Linked DNA regions of Homo sapiens: region 2 is linked to region 1. A link is an interaction called in ENCODE POLR2A ChIA-PET data of the cell type or tissue named here. Cell type or tissue: PC-9. All regions are shown on one strand. Links, peaks and the distances in the headings refer to the core of each region. The heading gives the core; the rest is flanking DNA.

What was found. Peaks named below come from ENCODE experiments on the same cell type or tissue, not always from the same donor. Only the 100,000 strongest peaks of a DNase experiment are listed, where the experiment ranks them.
Region 2: POLR2A ChIA-PET joins it to region 1 with 5 read pairs; 1 of 35 experiments calls an interaction of 5 or more read pairs at or near these places.

The regions. Positions count from the first base shown.
Region 1 is chr12:15,781,523-15,786,918 of GRCh38, forward strand. All of the region lies in intron 1 of EPS8 (EGFR pathway substrate 8, signaling adaptor), which reads right to left. Among named protein-coding and RNA genes, the nearest start is that of EPS8, 5.2 kb to the right of the region's middle. In PC-9, for the core only: no CTCF peak of the experiment used is centred there; no DNase peak of the experiment used is centred there; H3K4me3 peaks cover 781 bases; H3K27ac peaks cover 108 bases.
Region 2 is chr12:16,322,576-16,327,971 of GRCh38, forward strand. No RefSeq gene overlaps it. Among named protein-coding and RNA genes, the nearest start is that of MGST1, 22 kb to the right of the region's middle. In PC-9, for the core only: no CTCF peak of the experiment used is centred there; a DNase peak (open chromatin) is centred at 3,016.

The DNA of each region.
Region 1 (5,396 bases), core at 397-5,396:
TCTTGTAACAGTGAAAGAAGATAATGTATGTAACACCTGCCACACAAAAGGTACTATTATTATGTGAGCTGCTCCACCTGCTTCTTGAAGACTACTGGTTCTAACTTTAGTGCAACATTATAAATATTTCTAATCCTGTCCTACTCTGTTTTCTGTTGCTTATAACAGAATACCTGAAATGGGTAATTCTAAAGAAAAGGAATTTATGTCTTACAGTTATGGAGGTTAAGAAGTCCATGGTCGAGGGGCTACATCTGCTAAGAGCCTCCTTGCTGGTGGGGACTCTCCAAGAATCCCAGGACAACAGAGAGCATCACAGGGCAAGGGGGCTGAGTGTGCTCATGTGCTCACTCAAGTCTCTCTTCCTTTTCTTACAAAGCCACCAGTCCCACTCCCATGATAACCCCTTAATCCATTAATTCATGAATGGATCAATCACTTCTTAAAGGCCTCACCTCTCAACACTCTCACATTGAGGATGAAATTTCAACATGAGTTTTGGAGAGGACAAATATGTAAACTATAGTACATCACAATATCAATAACACAAAATGTATACCAAAAGAGAGGTACATTTGACTTTTGAAAAGCCAGGTTTGAACTACATGGGTCCACTTATACACAGATTTTTTTCAATAAATATATTTGGAAAAATTTTTGGAGATTTGTGACAATTTAAAAACACTCGGGCTGGGTGTGGTGGCTCATGCCTGTAATACCAGCACTTTGGGAGGCCAACTTGGAAGAACTGCTTGTGCCTGGGAGTTCAAAACCATCCTGGACAACACAGAGAGATCCTGTCTCTGCAAAAAATAAAAATAAAAATAAATTAGCCAGGCCTGGTGATACATGCCTATGGTTCCAGCTATTCAGAAGGCTGAATGGGGAGGATCACCTGGGCCTGGGTGGTTGAGGCTGCAGTAGGCCCAAGATGGCGCCACTGCACTCCAGCCTGGGTGACAGTGAGACTCTGTCTCAAAAAATTTTTTTAAATAAATAAATACAATAAAAACACAGACAAACCACGTAGCCAGGATAACAAAAACATTAAGAAAAAAGTTAGGTATGTCATGAATGCATAATATGTATATAAATACTAGTCTACTTTATCATTTTATGGTAGTAACCATAAAATTTATTAGAAAAAATTAAAATTTATCAAAACTTACACACACACGATACATAGTATCATTCGCGGTCAAGAGAAATGTAAACAAATGTAAAGATGCAGTATTAAGTCCTAACTGCATACAATTAACTGTAGTACATACTGTACTACTGTAATAATTTCATAGCCACCTCCTGTTGTTATTGCAGCGAGCTCAAGTGTTGTGAGTAACCGCTTAGTCCACTGTGTGATGTTAATCATCTCTGCGTGAGCAGTTCATCTCTCCGGTAAATTGTGTATCACAGTAAAAAATGATTTCTTGGTGTTCTCTTGTATTTTTCATCCTGTTTGGTACAATACCATAAACCTTGAATGAAAACGTGCCACTAGAGATGCCAGAAATGCTCCCAAGAAACAGAGAAAAGTCATGACATTATGAGAGATAAAGTTGAATTGCTTGGTATGTACCATAGATTGAGGTCTGCAGCTGCAGTTCCCAGCCCTGCCCCTCCATTCCCCCACCTTTTCAGAAAGAGGAGTCATCTGGTAAGCAAACAAAAACTTACAATATCAATAAGTACAATACAGTACTGGATTTTCTCTCCCTTATGGTTTTCCTAATAAAATTTTCTTTTCTGTAGTTTATTGTAAGAATACAATGTAATATACATATAATATACAAAATGTGTGTTAACAGACTGTGTTATCAGTAAGGCTTCCAGTCAACAGAAGGGTTACTAGTTAAGTTTTTGGGAAGTCAAAAATTATACAAAAATTTCTGACTGTGCAGGGGTCAGTGAGTCTAACCGCTGCACTATTGAAGGGTCAACTGTACTTGAAAAAAGTCACTTGTAGCAGGAAGAATAGCATGGGAAAAGATTCAAGACCACATAGTTAAGTCTCAGATTTCTAGCTGGTGCATACATCAACTGCCTCTTCTCAACATACACCCTGCAAATCCTTTATTCCAGATCCTTTTTGTGAAAAATCAAACTATTATTCCCTATGATAAGATCTAAAAGAACTGACAGATGTTACTCTATACTAACAATTCCATTTTCACAAAGAAGCATCTCTGAGTTAGTAAAAAAAAAAAAAAAAAAAAGAGGAAAATGAATTATGTACAATGTCTAGAAATAAATCTCAGCACACAGTACATGCTGTATTATATATTGGTTTCTAAGTCATTTCTCAACTGTTTACAGTAAGTAATTTTGCAGAACATGTAATAAAAATTTTAATAAAAACATTTTCAATTCTAAGCAATTTATAATCTATTAATTTAAAAATCACATTTACTTGTGCTGGTACAACTAGGAATCCATATGCAAAAAAAAAATTAATCTAGACACAGACCTTATACCTTTCATAAAAATTAACTCTAAATGGATCACATACCTAAATGTAAAATGCAAAACTATAAAACTTCTAGGAAAAACACAGGATAAAATCTATGTAGCCTTGGCAATGAGTTTTCAAATATAACACAAAAGCCTATCCATGAAATTGGTAAGTTGGCCTTATTAAAATTAAAGACATCTGTTCTGACAAAGACACTGTTAGGAAAATAAAAAGACAAACCAAACTGGGAGAAAATATTTGCAAAACACATATCTGATAAAGTGCCTGTATACAAAATGTATAAAGAACTCTTAAAATCAACAATAAGAAAACAACCCCATTAAAAAGTGGGCAAATGATCTGAACAGCCATCACACCACAGAAGATGTACAGATGAAAAGGGGTATGTGAAAAGATGTTAACATCATATGTCATTAGGAAATAGTAAATTAAAGTAACAATGACATATTACTACACACCTACTAGAATGGGTAAAATCCAAAAAAGCTGACAAAATCAAATGCTAGCAAAGATGTGGGGCAATAAGAACTCACATTCATTGCTGGTGAGAATGTAATAGTACAGCCACTTCGGAAAACAGTTTGGCAATTTCTTACAAAGCTAACCATAATCTTACCACAGGATCCAGCAATCGCACTTCTAGATATTTATCCAACGGATATAAGAACTTATGTCTACCCAAAAACCTGCATGTGAATATTCATAGCAGCTTCGTTCATACTTGCCAAAAACTGGAAGCAACCAAAATATCCTTCAATAGGTGAATAAACAAACCATGATATATCTGATAATGATAGAAAGAAATGAGCTATTAAACCTCAGGAAGACATGGATGAACCTTAAATGTGTATTGCTAAATGAAAGAAGCCAGTCTGGCAAGGCTGTATGATTCCAATTATACAACATCTGGAAAAGGCAAAAGTAAAGAGACAGTAAAAAGATACGTGGTTTTCTGGGAGAGGGGCTCACAGAGGTTATGAGTGAAGCCCAGGGGATTTGTAATGTGTTGAAATTATTCGGTATGATACTATGATCCTATAAGGATAGCTACATCAAATTAAGTATTTGTCAAAACCCAAAGAACTTCACAGGACAAAGAGTAAACTTTAATGTATGCAAACGTAAGCAAATCATTTAGAAGGTCAAGGAATCCCAAGGTGGAATGCAGATTGTAACAAAGAAATCTAACTGTATTATAAATGTGTGCTACAATCTCACTGAAAAGGATAGGAGGAAAGGTGCTTAGCTGACTAACTCTAGAAATGAGTAGAAGCTGTGAGACTAAAAGCAAAAGGAATAGTACATAAACACTGTACTCTTGATGCTAAAGTTGTTTCCCATGGGAGCACAGGTTAACAATTCCAATGCTGCTATACATCTATGATAGAAATGAATGATTAAGCAAATGTATGGCAGATGGTGCAAACCAGGTTTCTTCTCACTGTTGGAGTAAGTTTACATATAAACAAAGGGAGAAGGCTAGAATGATACCTGTGGTAATGAATTAGCATTACAGATAAAATGTAAATTCATAGTTAAACATGGATACAAACTGTTACATAAAAATATGTACAGATATGTTCATATACACACATGTATTTCTTGCTTTGTCACATGAGAGAACCTAGAAGCAATGATACCACAGTAGCAACAAGCACACCTAGCACCCAGATCTTGGTTTCTAACACCATTCCCCAACAAAATGATCCAGATTCCTTGGAGAAATGACTGATTCTAGGACTGTGGCAAGATGTATACAGATGAACCTAGAGCATCTCATAATACCAGAAAGTAAGGAAATGCTTCCAAAAAAACAAAATTCACATTGATGGTAGTATGTCAAAGAGGCACTGGAGTCAAGCTGTAACAAAGTAGCATTGTATTATAACCCAAAATATTTAGATAGATAGATAGATTTTATATTTATATAATATATATATATCCATGAGTCCAGAACAAAATAAATATGATTGAGTAAATAAATACATGGGGGAGAAGAGACAAATCTCCCACGGAGAAAAATATCCAAATAATTTATATAGATTTCTACCATCAAAGGGGGAAGCATAACTCTCTACTCCTTAAGTATAGGCTATACACAGTTCCTTCCTTCTAAGAGCACAGCATGAAAAAGGTGGAGAAAAGTGGAAAAATCTGATAAACACTATCTCAGCCAGGTGATAAAGATGAGTATCACAGTGACAAATCATACTGATAGTATATACCCTTGATATGAGATGAAAATGGCACGTTACCTCTGTGATCTTTCTACCAAAAACCTATAATCACAGTCTAATCATGAGAAAAAACATTAGATGAATTCCAATGCAAATGTATTCTACAAAATACCTGACCAGTACTCCTCAAACATCATCAAAAACAAGGAAGTCTAACAAACTGTCACAGCCAAGAGGAGCCTAGGGAGACATTACGAGGAAATACATTTAGTGGTGTCCTGGATGGTAGGGTCCTGGAACAGAAAAAGGACATTAAAAACTAAGGAAATCTAAATAAAGTATAAACTTTGTTAATACTAATGTACTGATACTGGTTCATTAATAGTAACAAATACCAATAATACAAGATGTTAATAAGAGGGGAAGCTGGTATGGGGGTATATAGACACCGTATTTGTAGCTTTCCTGTAAATCCAAAACTTCTGAGAAATAAGGTCTATTTTTTTAAATCCCATTTAGGAATACATCTAGAAAATACTGAAAAGGTTGTAGTGAAGCACTGAAGACCCTTAAACTTTCTTGCATATATTCAACTTAAAATGTTTGCAACTATTCCAATGCAGAATTTTTCTTACAAAAATATTTTCAATCACTAACAGCTGCAAACAATTTCATGTAGTATTAATAATTCCCAGGAGGGATTTACTATAGCCAGAATACTTTAATTAAAATTCCACTTTTTCCCCCGA
Region 2 (5,396 bases), core at 305-5,304, 540 kb after region 1:
GAAATGTAGCTATATTAACTCATCTAATTATCACTACAATCCTAAAAAGTGGAAACTGTTATTAACATTCTTCTTTTATAATGAGGAAATAGTCACACAGGAGTTGAGTTAGTTTTGCTCAAGATCACACGGCTAGCAAATGTCAAGGCAGGTATATCCAAGCAGTTTGGTTTCAGAGCCCATGCATGTGACCACCCTACTCTAGTTTCTTACAGGTGCATCAATGTAATCTTTGATACTACCTGATGAAAGCAAGGGCCATATCTTATAAATGTTTGTATCCACTTAGCCCTAAATCCATTGCCTTACCTGTGATTGTTGTGTATCAAATTGAATGAGATATTGAAGAGTCTGAGAATGTCAGCAGGATAGGTGAGACAAGAAAGGTCCTAAGCTAAACATTAAAATTAACAACTTATTTGGGAGAATATTCTGCAGATTGGTAGGAAAAAAATGATAAAGATTAAATTAAAATGTGGAACATGGCGATAAATACAAATAATAGATTTTTGTGGAATCCAGAAAAACAAAAAGCAGGGTTAGAATGAATGTGTTTCAGGAGTGTGGCATTCAAAAGAAAGAATGTAACTTGACAAGGGTCTATAAATATGTGATTACATTGGCAGACATAACCCCTTAGTGGAGAGGAATGACTCACCAGGCTTCATAGCTTGACAAAAGTATCATCTTTTGAGGCCATGTGATTTTGATTTCTCTGATTCCATATTTACCAAACAACCTTCAAATTTAAATTCAATCTCCCAGTGTTTCCTGACCTGGATAAGAAAGCACTAGGAACAAAAAATAAAACACAAACAACCTGTCTGTTTTAAATCAAAAATTTTCATGGAAAATTATTAAATTTGCTCTCTATTACCAATTTGAGTAATGCTGCTTGAGTATTTTTAATCTACGCAAGCAATCCTTCTAGGCTGTGGGGGTGGTACAAAAATGAGTGAAATATCATCCCTGTTCTCAGTTTGCTTACAAAGTTGTAAGGTGAGGCAGTGTTTGTTTTAGTATAAATGTGGGCCTTATTATCATCTGGAGGAGCTGACCATTAAACTTGACCTGTAGCAGTGGAGGGTCAAATCCTGGGCCCATATAGCTTTGGAGTAATGTGTCTCCACCAGAAATGCCTGCATTTCCAGAAGAGGAAAATGCTTTTTCTTTCAGAATACTTACCTGGCACCTGGTCAAACTTAATTCATGTTCCTCCTCTATCTTGTGAACTGGTACTGACCTGTTCAACCAGCAATGAGCATGTTGGCAACTACAGACTAAAATAATGCCTGGGCTTCCGTGATACTGACACCAAACACTGGTAACATAACCCCCTTTTTAGGTGTGGCCTTGGGAGAACTTAAGAGACAAAGATTGTGTGATCTTGGCAATAACTTGGAAGATTTTTATTATTTGCTTACACGAAAAACCCAGAATAAATAATTTAAATCTATTTTAGAGTGTTCATTTTTCCATCAAGAATTATGTAGTTTGATAACTCTCTCTTCCTCTCTCTTACACACACACACACACACACACACACACACACACACAGATCCATGCACATATGGACACATGTGCATTGTAAGTGCATGAGGATGGGAGAAAGGAACATGGAGGTAACATTATCTGGAAAGACTTGAATGAATTTGGTTGCCACTGCAACCATCACCCTATGTCCTACTTGTCTGTTCCTAACATCTTATGGTCTTCAGCATGATCCCATAAGCTTTGGTGCATGGGGCCCTCCTCAGGCTAGTGTTAATAGGTTGACATAAAAATACTCGAAAATTACATAATTTTAAATGTCAGTTAAGGTAAAGATAATAGGCATTCTATGACAAAGGGAGTAAAGTTTCTCGCAGAAAGGCTGTTTAATAGATAACAAATACAGCCTCGATGGCTAAAACACTGCTGTGGACTCTTGTAACTATGGCCTCAGCTACTGTGCTTACTAGATAAGACTTCCAAACACTCGTCCAGTTTGGATTGAAATCAGTCTAAACTAAATATGAGATTTTTTTCTTTCCACCCGCTTTTTTCCTCCATGCTATTACTTTTTCATAGTTAATGTCTATGTGGAACTAACTCACTGCACTGTTTTTCCATTTGTGCTCCCCAAAGCCTCCTCCAGAGTCATAAAACCATGAATAAGAGGAATTAGCAAACAGAAAGCCTATGATTTTAGAGTATCTGGGGTAAATGGGAATATAATTAGGCTTGTGCTGGTTTACAATTAGGAAAGGGATTATATCTGCCTTTGCTCACTATCTATGAAGGTAACCTGGAGAAATAGGACTAATTTGCAGAAGAATTATCATGTTAGCCCATAGCTCTAGGTCAGCCTCTCTCTCTCCCAGCTGTGGTAACCCTACAGGCCCCTTCTTAAAGAGAAAGCACTGGCTACCACCCCTGCTGCTTTATAAATGCTCTCTCCAACCTGGAGGGATTGTGCTCACAGCACAGTGCAATTTTCATTTAGAAATGGGCTTCCAATTGTGTAGACACACCTCATTAGATAAGCCCTGCCTCTAGAATCAGGGACTTTCGTACAGGTGGTAAGTACTCGGGCGGGGCAGTGGGGGGAAAGCCCAACTAACAAGTAAATGAAGAAAAGCTTTGATTTTTACTCAAATAAATCAGGGAGGGCAACATTCTTTATTCCAGGTCCCCTGCACCATGCAATTCTAAGGTTTGTTATTGCTATTGTTTTATTTCATTTCATATTTCTTCACCCCAGGGTAGGCAGTCACATTCTTTGCAGATAATGAGGGTGAGGTTAGATATGGATTTGGCTTTGTAGAATTATAGAAAAATAAAAAAAAGCCTAATATATTGTTTTCCTCCTTAAGGCTCCCACTCCTATGCTTTCCTGTCATTGTCAGGTATGCCATTTGGAAGTATTCAGTTACATTTATTTAAATGTTTTCTTTTATCAGTCTCTGCTGAGGATATGTTTGGCACTTTGTTTTACTTATTGGTTTATCCGATGAGTTGTTTCTCAGTTGTCTAAGGAAATATGTGTGCTGATAACTGCAGCAGGTGTTAAATCGTTTGGCAAGGTTTGTCACTTGGCAGAGAACCAACCCAGCTTGGGCCACGTCCTGTGGTAGTAAATTTCAGCTCCATTGTAGGTTTCTCCTGCTCATTGCTGATTTACATGTCAGGAAGAACATCTTAGGAGGTTCTATTGGGTTAGATGACTCTGTTGCCCTCAGAAATATTTAATGAATCAGTGCCTATTAGAAGACCAGACTAGAGACAATTGCTCATCTATTTTGCTCTTTTTTCTGTTTTTTTTTCTTTCTCTTAGCCTTTTCATCATGTGAAAGAGAACTGCATCATAAACCTGCTGTGTGCAATTAATATGTGATACTGTACTTGCCTTTTTCTGGATACCTTTTTATGTTTCATGATTAGCTTTGGCTAACAGCGGAAATGGGAGAGAATTTCCAGAGAGGGATGCTACTAAAAAGGCTTTATGTGACAAACCATATTGTCAAACATTAACAGAAAATACACCACTGCAGAATGATGGCAACACGCAGAGAGAAAGCACCAATGGCCATCACAGATAACATTATACATGTAACCTCCTTTAAGTTCTTTTTTCACAGGTTATTGTTCTGCAAGTACATTCTGTAGTGTTATTTGGGTAAATTAATGGTTTTTAGAGTTAGAAAATGTTCCTCAGTAAACTCAGTGCCCCCTTTCTACATTTCATGAAATTACTTTTATTTTAGCTTTAGCTTTCATTCTGTCCTTTTCATATGACCTATTGGTAAACTGAAATCTTGTTTCATTCTCATCACTGGTTGTCACTAATGATGTTTCCAGACCTGTCAAAGATTGACTGTACTTTTGAATTACACCACCCCATCTAAAATAACCACCAAGTAGCCTACCGCCTGAAACACACATCCCATTTTATTCAAAAAGCATTTCCTCCAAGTTCGGAATTGTGATACAGTCTTTACTTGCTCACTTAAAACATGAAGATATTACAATGTTTCCAGCCATTCTCAAATTAAACTCTGAAAGAAAATGCCCCTGTGCAGTGTTTCAAAGATTGTATAACCATAAAATTCACCTTCTTGAAAACACCAATTCTAGCCTTGAACTAGACTGGTTTGGATCAGAATATCCAGGGGGAGTGGCCCGGGAAACTGTAATTTTGACAAAACACTTACTATCAGGCAAGTTTGGGGAACTCCTCTTTGCATCTATGAACTATCTGGTATAGGGGAAAGAGAATAGTCTACAAAGATCGGAAGATACAGGTTTGAGGCTGTGCTTTACCATTTACTAATTTATGACCTTGAGTGAGTATACTTCTCTGAGCTTCAATTTGCTGGTATGTAGATTAGGCATAATATGGCTTGTGAGGAGCTGATATTGAAAATAATTGACAGCCAGCATGGCATGGCAGCAACCAATCAGAATCAACACTGGCCAGAGAACCGTGCCAGGAATCAACCTTTTGATTGCTGGATTATGGGGCTTGGGAGCAGGTGATGGTAAGAAAGCCTGGAAAACTTGGAAGTCAGGTGGGAGGTTTTTGGGAGACTGGGGCAGTGGCTATTTACTAACCCGTGAGAAAGCACTGCAGTATTTTCACAGCTGGGAATGCTATATTCATATGACCATCAGCTGGCTATCAGCCCTGCATAAATGAAAAGGTGGTTGTACATGTTAACGTAAAACTTAAAAACACAGTTCCTAGTCAGCTGGGCGCGGTGGCTTACCCTGTAATCCCAGCACTTTGGGAGGCCGAGGCAGGCAGATCACGAGGTCAGGACATCGAGACAGTCCTGGCTAACACGGTGAAACCCCGTCTCTACTAAAAATACAAAAAATTAGCCGGGCGTGGTGGCAGGCGCCTGTAGTCCCAGCTACTCAGGGGGCTGAGGCAGGAGAATGGCGAGAACCTGGGAGGCGGAGCTTGCAGTGAGCCGAGATCGCGCCACTGCACACTCCAGCCTGGGTGACAGAGTGAGACCCTGTCTCAAAATAAATAAATAGAAAAAAAAAAAACAGTTCTTAATACTTAGTGTGTATTTAACAGATATAAGTTACCATTATCTTTTATGGTTTTATTACTTATATGGCACTTATTATACCTGGAATATAGGGCTGAAGAGACAAAGACCAGGACCATAAATTCATAGACACCCCCAGGGCTTCTAAAATAGGATTATAGCCAGAGTATTAATCTAGCCATAGGAGGACATGGATGTGAATATAGAAAGGGAATCTGAAATTGGGAGATGAGTCAAAGGGGAAAGAACAGACATGATATAAACCAAGGTTAGAGTGAAACTCACATGTTATCTTAAGCAGAGGTGGAACAGGTAGTTATTATGGGGCATACAAAGTGGACAACTGGCAGAGAT